Regions from separate parts of the Mus musculus genome. Here regions 2 and 3 are each linked to region 1. A link is a contact called in ENCODE Hi-C or POLR2A ChIA-PET data. All regions are on one chromosome and are shown on one strand. The core of a region is the stretch at or near the end of the contact, and the rest is flanking DNA. Distances in the headings are between cores, read along the strand shown. Region 1 holds the start of Fam214b (family with sequence similarity 214, member B). Region 2 holds the start of Rusc2 (RUN and SH3 domain containing 2). Region 3 holds the start of Tesk1 (testis specific protein kinase 1).

Region 1 (4,797 bases), core at 1,470-3,969:
ACCTGCCCTCACACATCCATACACGATAATGAAGAAGAAGAAGAAGAAGAAGAAGAAGAAGAAGAAGAAGAAGAAGAAGAAGAAGAAGAAGAAGAAGAAGAAGAAGAAGAATCTTGTTTCTTTTTTAAAGAGAGGGCCTTACTATGTATGTAGCCTTGGCTAGCCTGGAGCTCCATATGTAGATCATGCTGGCCTCAAACTCACAGAGATCAGCCTGCCTTTGCCTCCTTTGTGCTAAGATTAAAGGCATATGCAATTATTCTCAGCAGTAATATTTTTCTTTGGTTTTGATTTGAGACAGTGCTTCTCTGTGTAGCCCCGGATGTCTCTGGGATGGCATTTAAAGGCATGAGCCATCACTAGGCCTGGTTTTAAAGGTTTTTTTTTTTAAAAAAACAAAACAAAACAAAACAAAACAAAACAAAAACGTAATTCAGCATTCGGGAAGTGAGAACAGAAAGATCAAGATTCCAGGATCAGTGGGGGCAGTGGTGGCGCACGCCTTAAATCCCAGCACTCGGGAGGCAGAGGCAGGCAGATTTCTGAGTTCAAGGCCAGCCTGTTCTACAGAGTGAGTTCCAGGACAGCCAGGGCTACTCAGAGAAACCCTGTCTCAAAAAACCAAAAAAAAAAAAAAAAAAAAAAAAAAACCAAAAAGGTCCAGGATCATCCCCATCCTCTGATGTATAGTGTGTTTGAGGCCGAAACTACATGAGATCTTGTCTTTAAAAAAAAAATTTTTTTTAAGTCAGGCTCTGTCCAGTAGCACACACCAGTAATCTCAGCATTGCAGAGATAGAGGCAAGAGATAGCTGAAATTGCTCAGTCTGAGTGACTAGAAACTCTGTCTCAAAGAAACAAAGCAAAAACAACAAAACCTCCCAGTAACCTGTAATCCTAACACTTTGGAGGCAAGGCAGGATGATTATGAGTTCAAGGGCAGCCTAGGTTATATAGCAAGACCTTGGCTTTAAAAGAAGAACAAAAAATGCAAGATAAGAGTTTAGAGCAACTAGGTATGACGCCATGCATGAGTGACCTGTGTTCCTTTCCCCAGGGCATACTGAGGCCTGGAACTTTTTTTTTTTTTTTCTTATCCTGACTCCTTTAGTATTCCCCCTCTGATCTTTGTAGAAAACTAAAGCTTGAAATTATAGTTAGAACAAATGAGGGCTGCCAAGAATTTTCCTAAGATGTGAGCTTTGCTAAGACAAATAGATTCTCATATTGATTCTTCACTTGTGTTTAGGGCTTTGAGACTTTTTAAAATCCTGCTGGGCAGTGGTGGCGCACGCCTTAAATCCCAGCACTTGGGAGGCAGAGGCAGGCGGATTTCTGAGTTCGAGGCCAGCCTGGTCTACAGAGTGAGTTCCAGGACAGCCAGGGCTACTCAGAGAAACCCTGTCTCGAAAACCAAAAAAATTCTGCTCCTTCGTAGCAGGGAATTCAATCTTAGGGAGCTGGGGTCTTTTTTAGGGAGTTCCTCCTACTCAGTAGAGGTAAGGAGAAAGCATACTAGAGGTCTGTTGTGTACTTGTATTAATTGTAAAACCCAGAGAGGAAGTAGGGGGGGCCCTCTTTTTACAGTCCAGTAATAAACTAATGGTCCTGGGGACTCATAGCATAGGCAAAGCATTGGCTTCTACTTCCTTTGGTTCTGCTGTTTGTTCCCTGTTTCTGTGACCGACAGGGAGAAAAGGCCTGAGTTGGTGACAACCTGTCTGACTTGCTGATAAGTTCAGAAGACAAAGTAGACAAGGCTATCCATTTTCTCAGGTTATCTCGAGAGCACTCCCTGTAAAAAGTGTCTGTGAATGCCCAGTCCTCGCAAAAATTCCGTCCTGGTTATTTACAGAGCTAAGGACAAAGGTTAGGGATGCTGACTATAATGCTGCTTAATTTGGCTGGCTCTGGGCTGGGCCCGGGGCCCTGTGACTCAGGGGGAGCTTGGTGAGTTTCGAGGGAGCTGTGAGTCATGAAGACGAACTTGGTCTCCATCTGACTTTGGGCAGAAGGCCTTCTAACTCACTTCTTAGGATGCTCTGTTTCCTCGGAGCAGAGGCCTGTCAGCAAAGAGTGCTCCAAAGCCTGGTCTCGGAAGGGTTTTGAGAGTCCCTGAAATGTCAGCCTCCTGGGGTCTCTAACAAAGACAAAAAGGGGGTGGGAGAGGATGCCATCTTTCAGTATGGATAGAAATAAGGTACGACTGTAGTAGGTCTTTTTTTCCTGCTCTTGTAGAAAGCTTACTCGATAGCAACCCTTTTACCTGGAGCTGTTTCGGGATGTGGGGGCGAATGGGCTTGGGGATATGTAGGGTTGGGTTTGGTGTGACTTGGAGATTGTTGAGATTTATCTGTGAACACACTGGAGCTTCATATTAATTTACTTCAGAACAGGAAGTGTGGAGGAGAAAGGTTTGTTGAGCCCTGAGAGAATGAAGTCTGAATGGGGTTAAATGACAGGGCAGAGAATTGCTTAGGACTTGGACAGAAAAAGGGTTAAGGAGGTGGGCGGAGCGACATTGGGTAGGCCTGCCCTTATGTGGACCAATAGGCGTGCGCTCCTTGAAGAGGGCGTGACTCACGCTTGAGGTTGCTGAGAGGCTGGCCTCCACTGGGCCAATGAACATAGTTGTTGCCCATAGAGGGTGTGGTCTGAGGGGGGCGTGGCAGCCGTGGTCGCAGTGCTGGGGGTGGCTGGGCGCTGGGCGGGGCGGGCGGCCCCATCAGCTGGTAGGAAATGGCCTGTGAGTCAGAGGGGCAGCTGAGTCTGCGGCGCGGAGCCGGGGCGGCCCCGGGGAGGGACCGTCGCAGGGAGGGGTGCAACAGCAGCTAGAGGGGCTGCGGACGCCAGAGCCCGCTAGTGTTGCACACGAAGCTGATCAGGGAAGGGCCAAGCAGAGCAAGGCTCTCAGCCTAAGCCACCCTTTGTCTGGGTTGGGGGCCCGTAGTAGGGGGGACTGGTTATCCGAGGGGAGGGACCGGGACGGGGACGGGACCGGGACGGAAGGGCCCGGAGCAGCGGCCACCGCGGCGGAGCCAATTTGGGAGCGGGGTGAGTGTGTACTAGGTGGAAGGATCAGATCTCCAAAACCTCTGCAGGGTATGGGGCCTGTCCCAGACTGTGAAGAAGGGATGAGAACCGACCTGGGAGGCTAAGCAGGGGGTGGGAGGAATCGTCCAGAACAAGGAGTCCAGGAGTCAAGGTGAGTCTCCCCGTCTGAGTTTGGAGGGGTTTCTGAGGTCTGCTCCCTCTCTATTAAAGGTGAAGGGCTCTAGGCCAGAGTGAGAGCGAGTGTGAAAGCAGAGATTAACCTTTCTACTCAGAACAGTGGTCTTGGGAACAGTCACCCTAGCGTGTGTAGACTTGTGTGAGGACAAAATGTACAGCAGTGAGCAGCAGGACTCTGCCCAGGATAAGAGTGGAAAACACATGGGTAGGAATTCTTACCCTAACCTTCCTTAGGGTAAAAATGGGTGTCTTGAGAGTGAAGGGAAGGATAGAATGAGCCTAGGTGTTCTTCTTGTACCACAACCTCTCCCACCTCCCAGGTCTAACAAGTATCTGAGGGTACAGACCTCATGGTATTCTGGGACTTGTTGTTTTTGCTGGCCTTGCTCTCGGCATGTTGGGAGCTGTAGTCCTTGGCAGCCACAGTCTGGCACAGCTGTTTAATGCCAGCTGCTGCCCATCCCCAGCATGGAGGGCGAGGTTTGGCTTATACTGGCTTGTCCCTTCTCCCGGCAGTCCTACCCCATGAGTCAGCTTGAAGCTGGGTGGCAGAGGAGTGAGTCTTCGAGCGTCTCTGGGCAGGGAGGGAACTAATAGGACTCTGGATTAATGAGCAGATGCCAGCATGCTGGGGTCAAGTAGGGCATCATGTCATCACCTGGCTTCCTCGAGGCAAGGGCTCAGGAGGGCAACTGAGATGACCTGGAAATTGGGGTGCTCAGGAAAACGCCCTTCTTGAACTTTAAAGCTTGGGTGGAGACTAGGAGGGGAAGAAAGGAGAACAGGTCATACTCTCACGACACTGCTACTACTGGCGTTCTCCGCTTTCTAGCCATCTCACCCACATGAAGGACTGGAATGTTCTTAGGGTCTCATTCGGAAGGGGGCCTGGTGAAATGGCAAGGTGTGGTCTGAAAGGAAGGCAATGGCTGATGTAGGAGAGTCCCTACGTGTAAATGTCCCCCCTCTCTCCGTCTCCTGCCACCACATGAACTGCTGCAGTTCCCCATGTACAATTAATCTCTCCACTCTTCACCCATACAGTGTGTCTCTACACTGTCAGGCTGCTGACCAGATCACTGGTGCTAGCTCGGATTTAGGCTTTTTTTTTTTTTTTTTTTTTTTTTTTTTTTGAATCTTGATGTGTGTTTCTCCTGAGCTTGAAGTTGGGCTGGGGAAGAAACACAGTCCTGTCCTCGGGCCTGACATAATCAGAAGTGAACAGCAGTGTCATCGGGTTTCAGAAAGTAGTTAGTGATTTGCCTGTCTCTGCCTCCAGAGTGTGTGGACTAAAAGATGTGTGCCACCACTCCCCTCAACTTGTTTGTTGGTTTTGTGTTTTGTCTGAGGTAGGATGTCTCATAACCTCATCTGACCTTAACTGTCTGGTGTAGTGGGAAGTCTGGCTGTAACCTGGTTTTTGTTTGTTTGATTTTGACAGAGGACCTCTCAACATGTAGCTAGACTGGTCTAGATCCTCCTGCCTCAGCCTCTAGCACTATGTTAAAGGGCAGTATGGTTGGTAGTGCTCACAGGCTGCTGACCAAATAAGGATGACAGTGGGGA
Region 2 (4,711 bases), core at 357-2,856, 370 kb before region 1:
TGAAATGGCTCCAAGCCTGGGCACGTCCCCTCTCGAGGGTGTCTACTACCACTCATTCTCAAGGGCTTGAGGCCAGTCCTCTCCCTCAAGTCCGGCCATCACCCTCACACAGCTGTTTCCTACTATTCCATGGTGCCCACTGCCGTGACCACTTATATAAGCTCTATCAACTAGTCTGAACCTGCGGCCCCTTTCGTCCCATGTTCTCACATTGGTCAATCCTGTTTCCTGCCCTTCAGGCCCCAGTTCTCAGGCTTCTGCCTCATCCTGGCCCATTCATGGTTCTCACGACACTTCCCCCTTGCTCCACTGTGCTGTTCACAGTTCTTGGCTTGCTGGGAACTAACCTACTCTCAGGACACTCCCGAAATGCCCAGTCACACATTGTAAAACTCCCGTCTAATCTCCAAGTTGACTACCGGGTGAATGGTGGAAACAGGGCTAAGGATCTGTCTGCCTACGGGCAAGACAACTCCAGAAGGCCGCTTCCTGTCTTTGTTCACCCAACAGCATCCCTCTGTTGGTCACAGTACCTAGTTGCTGCTTTTCTGGTTTCTTCAGAGCTAGCAGGGAGGGAGGCAAAGGCATTCATTGTTATACTTTAGTGATCTGACCTTGACCTGAGGTCCTTCGGAGAGCCTCTGTGGGGCTGACAGTCTTCTCTAGGGCAGGACGAAGGGAAGAGGGCGGTATGGTGGATCAGGGGGCATTGGTTTAGCTTGTGCTTTGGTCCCTTCCTGCTAGGAAGCTGCTCTGTAGAGCAGGGCTGAGTATAACATAAGAGGTCAGGTGCCTTCAGCATCCCTCTCTCCATACGCTGTAGGGCATTTGCATTCATTCTTACTGCAACCAATCCCAGAGCCTGGCAGCTTCTACAATGGATATGTCTGTGTGCATACAAGTATGCATGTGTGGGGAGGAAAAGCCACCCAACCTTCTGGATAAGAATGCATAGATTCCTGCATGGTTTTCAGCATAAACTTCCACGAGCTGTAGAAGGGTCTCCACCCATTCAGCCTTTGTGTCCAGATTTGAAAGCTGCAGCTACAGCAGCTTCATTAGAAATACCCAGATAGAAAGAAAGAAAGGAAGGAAGGAAGGAAGGAAGGAAGGAAGGAAGGAAGGAAGGAAGGAAGAGAAAAGGATCTTGTTTCTTGACCAAACAGCACAGATAGATAGCATCAGCCCAAGCCTCTTTCTTGCCCGGCCCATGCATGCATGCAGAGATGAGTTTGTCTCCGCTTGCTGTCACTCTCCCTTTCCGAAAGACAAAGCCACCCTTCAGAAGCCAGAGCCCAGATGCTGATGCTGATCCGGCCTCTGCCAGCAGTGACCTCCCACCCCCCACCCCAGAGCCATTCCTCTGCAAGGAGCCTCGAGCTGGACCTGGTGGCTCCCGTTCCTTTTGCACGCCCGTCGCGCCCTACCTCGACAATGGCAGCTGAATCACTGGTCCTCGAGATCGCACAAGGGGGACCGGGCTGATACCCTGAGATCTGATTTCTGTTAGTACAATGGCATCCCGAGCTAATGCAGGGAGGCTGCGCAATCTCAGCCTGTCTTCTTGCTGCTGCTGCTGCCACGGCGGCTGGGCTGCGGTGACGTTGCTACTAAGGGGAGGGATGGGGAGGGAAAGGAGCAGGCAAGCCCACAGTGCAGCCACTCAGTTCCAGGTCGGTCCCTTCGGCCTGTTAGTCTGGGGGAGGGGCGTAGAGAGAGAAGTCAGCCACAGGGGGCAGTAGGTGCTGGAAGACGGAGACTTTCCAGACAGCAGCATAAAAACCCAGGGAGAGCCGAGCCTAGCTTCTCCTGGGTCCTGAGTGTTGGAAGAAGTCTGGGCAGAGCCTGGGCGCTTCCTTCCTTCCTTCCTTCCCTTCTCAGGCCGCTCCTTTCCGACCTTGGCTAGAAGCACCCCCCCACACACACTCCTCCCACTCAGGCAGTGAATGACTGCGTGTTTCCCAGCTTTTTCTTTAGTTAGGTTTCCAGCTGGGTTAGGGTGGAGGGTCATCCTGGAAGGAGATTTTGGAAGCCCCACCCAGAGGCTACACTAAACAAAACAATATTCCCAGCGACAGATCAGCATTCCACCAGCTAAACAACACCGGCATTTTTCACAAGGCCCAATCTCAGTGCTGGGTTTCCAGGGTCCCTCTGCGTAGGCTTCTGAAGGAAGCCCCTGGGCCACAGGGGGCTTCTCTGAGCAGGTGGCTCTGATGCTCCAAGTCTGGGTGGCTGCAGGCCACCTCCCTAACCCAGGGTTCAGCTGGTCTCCCGGCTCTTCAGAGGGTCTAACAGTTTAAGCGGAGCTGAGCCTGTCACATCAGTTTTTGGTTCTTGCGGACTTGGGTTCGACCAGGGTTGTAAGGGAGTCGATTCCCTTTAACCAGGCAGAGAGTCTGGAAAGTTCCTTCTCCCACAGGAAGGCAGGCAAAGGAAAGGGACTGGGTTCTTAGAGCCTTCGCTTCAACTGTGGACCTTCTGAACTACCTGCCTCTTCCTCTCTCGAGTTCTGGGCCATTCTGTGAGGATAACCGCGCAGTAGCAGACCACACACGAGCCAGGTGTGTAAGTGGAATCTGTCGCTGCTCACTGATGCCACCCTCCAAAACAGCAGCTTTCAGGACAACCATGGCAGCACATGCCTCTAATCCCAGCACTTGGGAGGTAGAGGCAAGCAGATGTCTGTGAGTCGAAGGCCAGCCTGGTCTACATAGAGAACTCTAGGGTGGCCAGAACTACATAGAGAGACCCTGTCTCAAAAACTCCACAAAACAAAACAAAACCAACCAGCCAACCAGCCACCTTCCTGGTGAGCGCTGTGGTTCCCAATGAGTCATGCGCATTTATTTGGTTTTGCTCTGAACTGTTTCCTTTACTCCCCCAACTAAATTTCCAATTGAACTGAGGGCTTTATGTGTCCCAGGCAAGCTCTCCTCCCCTGAATATTTCTCCTCCATGGTTGGTTGAATCTGTGGGCCGTAGAACCCATGGTATGGTGGCTGACTATGCTATCTCCACTCTACCGGGAAGACTCTGGATTTCAGGTCTCAAGAAGCCTTGAGAGGCAGCGCTGGGGTTCCAGGTGCACGCCTTCACATTCATCTACTTCCGTTCTTGCATCTTCCCCGCGCTCCTGAGACCTGTGTGTTTCCTGACTTCATGCTGACCTGAGCTGAATTACAGAGGTCTAACCTTGACTCGCTTGAGGATCAACAGCCCCTGGTCCTACAAAGAAGCAAACAATGAAGAAGAGAAGCCGGAAAAGGGAGGAGCTTACAACCCTGAGCAGCCAGTAGCAGCCCTCTCAGCATGGCTGAAACGGTAGGTGTGGGGCGCTGGCCTTTTCTGGAGCTGATAGAGACTACTTCTGGGGCTTGCTGTAGGTTAAGCAGTGCCATTTGTGATCAAGAGCATGGAGTACTCACTACTTGATTCCCATGAGAACTTTGGGCCCAGGGTCTTTGTCCCGAAAATATCTGTGAGGCAGACGACCCCGAGCCTGCAGAGCTAGCGACACACACTCCATGATTCCTTTAGTTTAGCACACCACAGATCATGCTGTTACTTACTACCCAGCCCTACTGCATGCCTGGTGCCCAAGGAGCCAGGTGTAGTGACCCCAGCGTCTGTGACCCTAGCGTCTGGGAAGCTGAGGGGCATCTGCTTTCGCTGCGAGTTTGTGGTCAGTCTGGATTACATTGCAGGACCCTGTTTCAAAGAGGGACAGAAGTGAGGACTGTGTGTCGTCTCAGTATACCTTTGTCCCTGACCTTTCCCAATAAGGTCACTCTGCTGACCTTTCACCTCAAGGAACTTATCTGGAAATAAGGGAGGACTTCTGTTTATGTTATTCCATTCAGCAATAACCTGCATTTGGCCATGTCACCTCAAACTGTATGACTGATCTAATAGCAAATGCTCACATTAAGACAAATCAAAATAAGTTATGATAAACTGTATTTTCCTGATCTAGAAGCATTTTTCTTTTACATTTGGGGGGTGTGTGGGCACGCATGCGCCGCCATGCGCACAAATGGAGGCCGGAGGACAGCTTTCAAGGAGTCAGTTCTCCTCTACCCTTGTGTGGACTCCAAGAATTAAACCCAGGTTGTCAGTCTTGGTGGCAAGCACCCTTACCTATAGAACCAACCTGCTGGCTATCCCAAGACCTTACAGTCTCTGTATGAATGCTGTATGCATGTGTGTTTGTGTGCAGGGTTTGGTGGGTGCACGCTCACATGTCACCAAGTCGAGCAAAATTAGCTAGTCAGCAAGTCACAGTGACCTGCCTGTCTCTGCCTCCTCTACTTTCGGGGTTACAGGCACGCCACTGGGTTCAGCCTTTACACAGGTGCTAAGGGTTTGAACTCAGCGACTCATGTTCACAGGGTTAGTACTCTACCAAGCAAGCCATCTCCAAGGTCACACTGTGGGCATCTACATGACTCCTATTCTGTACAAGGTACTGTGGGGGTACTCTGGAATCGTTATCTAAGCTAAGGGTCTCATAGTTTTATTAAGATCATTGCCAATACGGCTCTGGGGTGGCCAGGGCAGCACCATGATTGGGGAAGTGATACCAGTGTCAGAACGAGGGTTTCAACATTTTTTTTCCAGCCTTAATGCACCAAACTGATCTGCTCCTGGCTGAAGATGGGACGCTAAACCTCCATGTTTGACAACCTTCTTTCCCGATTGTGGGGACTCT
Region 3 (4,620 bases), core at 752-3,251, 400 kb before region 1:
CACTAACTCCAGCTGAGTATTCTAATAAGTGGTTTGCACACAGGGAAGTTCAGGAAGCCTTTAGTTGGAGGAGGTCCTGAGGTCCTGGGCAGGCAGGTGGCTTCTTTTTAATTTCCCAGCAGACCCACCAAGATCACTGACACTCTCACTTGGGGGTGTGGTGCCTTCCCTCTTTCCTGGCCTATGCTTAATGCTTACCTCTGTAAGCGCGTGCAGCTGCCCTTGGTGCACACAGACCCCCATGAACCTGAAAGGTGATGGGGAGGATAAAGGATACGCTGTAAGAGCCCGGGCTCCACTGCATCTCCCTCCTTTCCCAAGGGACTTTTCCTCCTGCCCAGCAAGCTGTCCAGCAAGAGGCTAGGCCGTTCACCTGAGGATGTTAGGGTGCCGGAGCCGGTTCATCAGCTGCACCTCCCTTAGCGTGTTGCTCCGGTTACTGGGGAGCTTGTTCATCTTCAGCACCATGACTTGTCCCGACTGTCGGTGCCGAACCTGGGGGAGGCAAGGCTCCGTGTGTGCCCGACAGGTTGGGTGGCTGCTAGCTCAAGGATCTCTAACCCAGGCTGCGGGGCCTCTAAGTTCTAGCCTCCCGTCCAAGGCTCGGTCCCGCCCCTCTGTCCTCTCTGCGGGTCCTACCTTGTAGACCTCAGAGAAGAAACCGGCCCCGATCTTCTCTGCGCAGTCGAAATCGTCCACACGCGCAAGGCTGGACACGGCGCTGCGGAGGGCCCGGTAGGAGGAGGGCCGGCCCCGGCCCGGGCCTCCGCCTGCGCCCCCCGGCCCCTCCCCCGGAGCCTCTCCGGGCCCGGGGCCCCGCAGCGGCGGCCGTTCCCCGGCCATGGCCGGGCCCCCAGCCCCGGCCTGCTTCACATGGCCGGATCCCCGGGACCCGGGCAGGCCGCGCTCGCCATGGGCGCCGGCCCAACCCGATCCCGGGGGCCGGGACTCCCGCCCGGTGGACTCCTGGAGGACCTGCCGAAGGTCCTGGGCCCGCCCCCGCCGCGCCGGCGAGTTGGGCCCGGTGGAACGCCGCGGCTCTCCGCTCTGCGCGGGGCCTGGGCCTGGGCCTGGGCCGGGCGGCGGCGGCGCTCCCGGGCGCCGGCGGCGGGCTCCCCGCGGGCGGCTGCTGCTCCGCTTCGCCGCCGGGCTCAGGCTGTGCGGCCTGCCCGGGGCGGGGCCCGGCCCGGTCTGCGGTTAACTCCTTGGAGCCCGGGCTGCGGCCCGGCCACGCCCCCTCAGGTGCGTCCCCCGCGCGTAGGCCGGGGCGTGAATCACAGGACGACTTGAGGGTTGACTGCTGGCGCTAATTCTCCTGCGCCCTGGGCTCCACGGATCGACCACGCTGCCTGCCCGGTCTGCGTCCGACTCCGACTGTCCATTTCAGGGGGGTTTCTGACCCCGACACTCTAAATCTCGGGGCTCGCTAACACCTGTCTTCTCCGATCGCAGTATCCAGGGCTGTAGGGAGCCTCTGGCCTTCGCATCCCTGACCTGCTCGACTCCTTCTCACTCCATCTCCATCCCCCTAAGTAAAGTTGAGATTCCGACGCTCGATCCGGTGACCACCCTCTTACTTCTTTGTCCTAATAACCCTCTCTTCGGAGACGCCTGCACCTGCAAGGAGGCCCCGCCCTCGGCAGGATCCCGCCCCCTCAAAGGCCGCTGCCCCTCGGAGCCCGCTCTCCTTCGGGGGACCTTTCCTACGGATGACACTGCTACATCCGTGTGTTCCCCGAGCCCCTCAGTGCTGCACCCCCTCCTCTTTGTGTTCCTCTCACTAAAAGAGACCTGGCAGAGTGACTCGGCTAGTCATTGTGACCCCTCCTCTCAAGGTGACTCCTCCCCTCGCTAGCGCCCAGCGGTGTGACCCCTTTCGGCAGGTTGCGCCCCACGTCGGTAGACGCCAGTGTGCCCCCTCAGTCCAGAGGAGGAGGTGCAGAGGCCTCTACAGCGGTTGGGATCCTCGGAGTGCGCACGCCCGGTCTCGGGACGTGGCTTTCGCTGTTGCCGATGTTTCCGGCTCTGCCACGGACTCCTCCCCTCAAGGTCATCGGGAAGGTAGCCAATCGTCGCTAGGGTTGCGTGACGTCACTGGATCCCGGCAGAGGTCTCCTGGCATCCGTGAGCGTCCTGCCACCTCGCGGCGGAATGGAGTGAGGGCAGGCTGAATGTGCAAGGCCGTCTTGAGAGTGCACCGTATAAGGGAATCGTTCAGGTTTGGAGAGAGAACAGTCATGCACAGTTGTTCTAGAAAAGGAGAGTAGGCCAATGCGTGTTCTTTTCCCCCACTGGTAACAGCAAAACATACTCATCGCATTAAATTAGAGTTAATTCTGAGAACCTATTTGTAATCTTTTGTGTAGAGATTGAAACGGTCTTGCCCTGTAGCCCATGCTGGCTTTGGATTCATACCACACCATACCACTTTGTGCTGGGATTACAAACATATGCTACCCCTCCTGGCAGGATTTTATTTTCCATAGTTTGTGCAAGGTCTGAAGACACTCGGAATTTGTACCTGTAGGATACCCTCACTGTAGTAAGCTTAACTGACACTGGATTCTGTCCCATTAGTCATTTTGAGGATCAATGTCTGTGACAGTAGTTTCATGCTGAATTGTGTGTGTGTGTTTAGGAAGGGCGCTGTGGTGGTTATGGTGAGAGGGAGTGTTTAGGAAGAAGGCCGTGTGGTGGTTCCCTCTGCTGGGGATGCAAGACTGAGCTAGGATACACTAGTAAAAAGGAGGGAATGTTGATGTGCCTGAGAAGCTCTGTGTGTGTGTGTGTGTGTGTGTGTGTGTGTGTGTGTGTGTGTGTGTGTTGGGGGAGTGCAGCAGCCAGGTTCATCGTTAGGTTTCTATCAAGGTTTAAAACTGGTATCACCAGTTTTTAAAAGTTCAGGTGGAAAAGCTGTTGAGTGTAGGAGGTAGATTATCATCAGCCAGCAATAATGATGGTCACAGGGACGATATACTGTCACTCAGGGAGCACGCATGTGCACACTCCCTTCTTTCTCTAGTAAATATACCTGCTTTCAGATACCCTCTGGGCCTGTGACTATCCTGGGAGTAACTCATGGCCACGTGTTTTGTCCACATGTCTGTCCCTGCACCCAGTTATTTGCTGCATAGCTATGGCATTATTTTACCACTGATTAGAAAAAGGAATCTTCATTAAATCGTGGTGTCATTGTTGTGTAGTGGGTTGGTCTGTTGTGGCTCTGTATTCAAATGCTAAAAACTGTATCCCATGACCTGGCTGCTCCAAGACAAGCAGGTCCTCAACTATACCAGCTCTTGTTGTATATTCATGATTGGTTAGTAAAGATGCCTACAGCCTATAGCTGGGCAGAAGAGGTAGGTGGGGCTGAAGGTTCCCGGGCTTGTGTTCAGGCACAGAAGAGAGGAGAGAAGGAAGGGAGGGTGGAGAAGTCGCCATGGGGTGGTGTGGATTGTGAGCACCTGGCCACCAGGGCTGGCCTGTTGGAGTGGGAGTGGCCTAGGTGGAATGTGTGTGGCAAGTGATGTCTTGGGGTTATTGACAAGAAAGCAGACAAAAATAGCCCAGAGGGTTGACATCTGCCCAACTCTAGTGCTGTTAAGGTTTATTATAAAGGTTTGTGTCTTTTAGTTGGGAGGCAAATGATCTAAGGTGGAGTAGAAACCCCCACATAATATCTACCACAACATTGTTGTGCCTTTAAAAACTCATAAAAGACTTGACGACTTGAGCTTGAAGCCTGAGATGCAGGCAAAGGGGGAAGGAGAGCAGCAACTCCACAGACTTACCTCTGACCTCCACATACATGTCCTGACGTGTGTGTCTGCTCACATCTCAACTCCACAGACTTACCTCTGACCTCCACATACGTGTCCTGACGTGTGTGTCCGCTCACATCTCAACTCCACAGACTTACCTCTGACCTCCACATACGTGTCCTGACGTGTGTGTCCGCTCACATCTCAACTCCACAGACTTACCTCTGACCTCCACATACGTGTCCTGATGTGTGTGTCCGCTCACACACACACACACACACACACACACACACACACAATAATAAACAATACAAATGTAAAAACTAATAAAAGTCAGATGAAGACCTGTGATCTCAGTGCTCAGGAGGCTGAGGCAGGAGGATCATGAGTTTGAGGCCAGGCTGGGCTACAGAGCAAGAACTTTTTTTTTAAATCAAGCCAAACCAAGCAATAATTTCTTAATATCAAGTTCACATTTTTCTTTATGTTGGGTTTTCAAAACTGTCTACTTTAATCAGAATCTAAGTGAGATCCTTGGTTTGCTTCTGGAGCAGCTTTTAATCTTTTAAAATTGCTAACCTAGTCTCCATCTTTCCCATTATTATTACCAATTTTTGTTAATTTTACGTGCATGTATGTTTTGCCTGCATGTATATCAGTGCACAGTGTACATGCCTGCTACCCACAGAGGCCAGAAGAGGATGCTGGATACCCTGGAACTGGAGTCACAGATGGCTGTAAGTCTCCATGTGGGTACTGGGAATTGAACCTGGTCTTCTAGAAGAGCAGCCAGTGTTTGTAACAGTCGAGCCATCTCTCTAGGCTCTATATTATGATGATGATGTATTGGAGCATAATG

What was found. A loop is a pair of places that touch in the nucleus more often than their neighbours do. ChIA-PET counts read pairs that join two places held with the same protein, here RNA polymerase II (POLR2A).
Region 2: a loop to region 1 is called in a map of gastrocnemius, with 3 times the contacts of the local background. The contact joins the promoter of Rusc2 here to the promoter of Fam214b in region 1. A Hi-C loop is called at or near these places in 8 of 37 maps with a recorded cell type or tissue (T-helper 1 cell, gastrocnemius, heart and 2 more). POLR2A ChIA-PET finds 5 or more read pairs at or near these places in 2 of 5 experiments (Patski and embryonic stem cell).
Region 3: a loop to region 1 is called in a map of T-helper 2 cell, with 2.4 times the contacts of the local background. The contact joins the promoter of Tesk1 here to the promoter of Fam214b in region 1. A Hi-C loop is called at or near these places in 1 of 37 maps with a recorded cell type or tissue (T-helper 2 cell). POLR2A ChIA-PET finds 5 or more read pairs at or near these places in 3 of 5 experiments (Patski and embryonic stem cell).

Annotation. Positions count from the first base shown.
Region 1 is chr4:43,038,223-43,043,019 of GRCm38, reverse strand. It overlaps Fam214b (family with sequence similarity 214, member B), which reads left to right and starts at 2,719. Exons shown (of 9, transcript NM_001253353.1): 1 at 2,719-3,054.
Region 2 is chr4:43,403,397-43,408,107 of GRCm38, reverse strand. It overlaps Rusc2 (RUN and SH3 domain containing 2), which reads right to left and starts at 1,606. Exons shown (of 12, transcript NM_199057.3): 1 at 1,428-1,606.
Region 3 is chr4:43,439,658-43,444,277 of GRCm38, reverse strand. It overlaps Tesk1 (testis specific protein kinase 1), which reads right to left and starts at 2,001. Exons shown (of 10, transcript NM_011571.3): 1 at 640-2,001; 2 at 374-495; 3 at 199-247. The coding sequence starts at 843.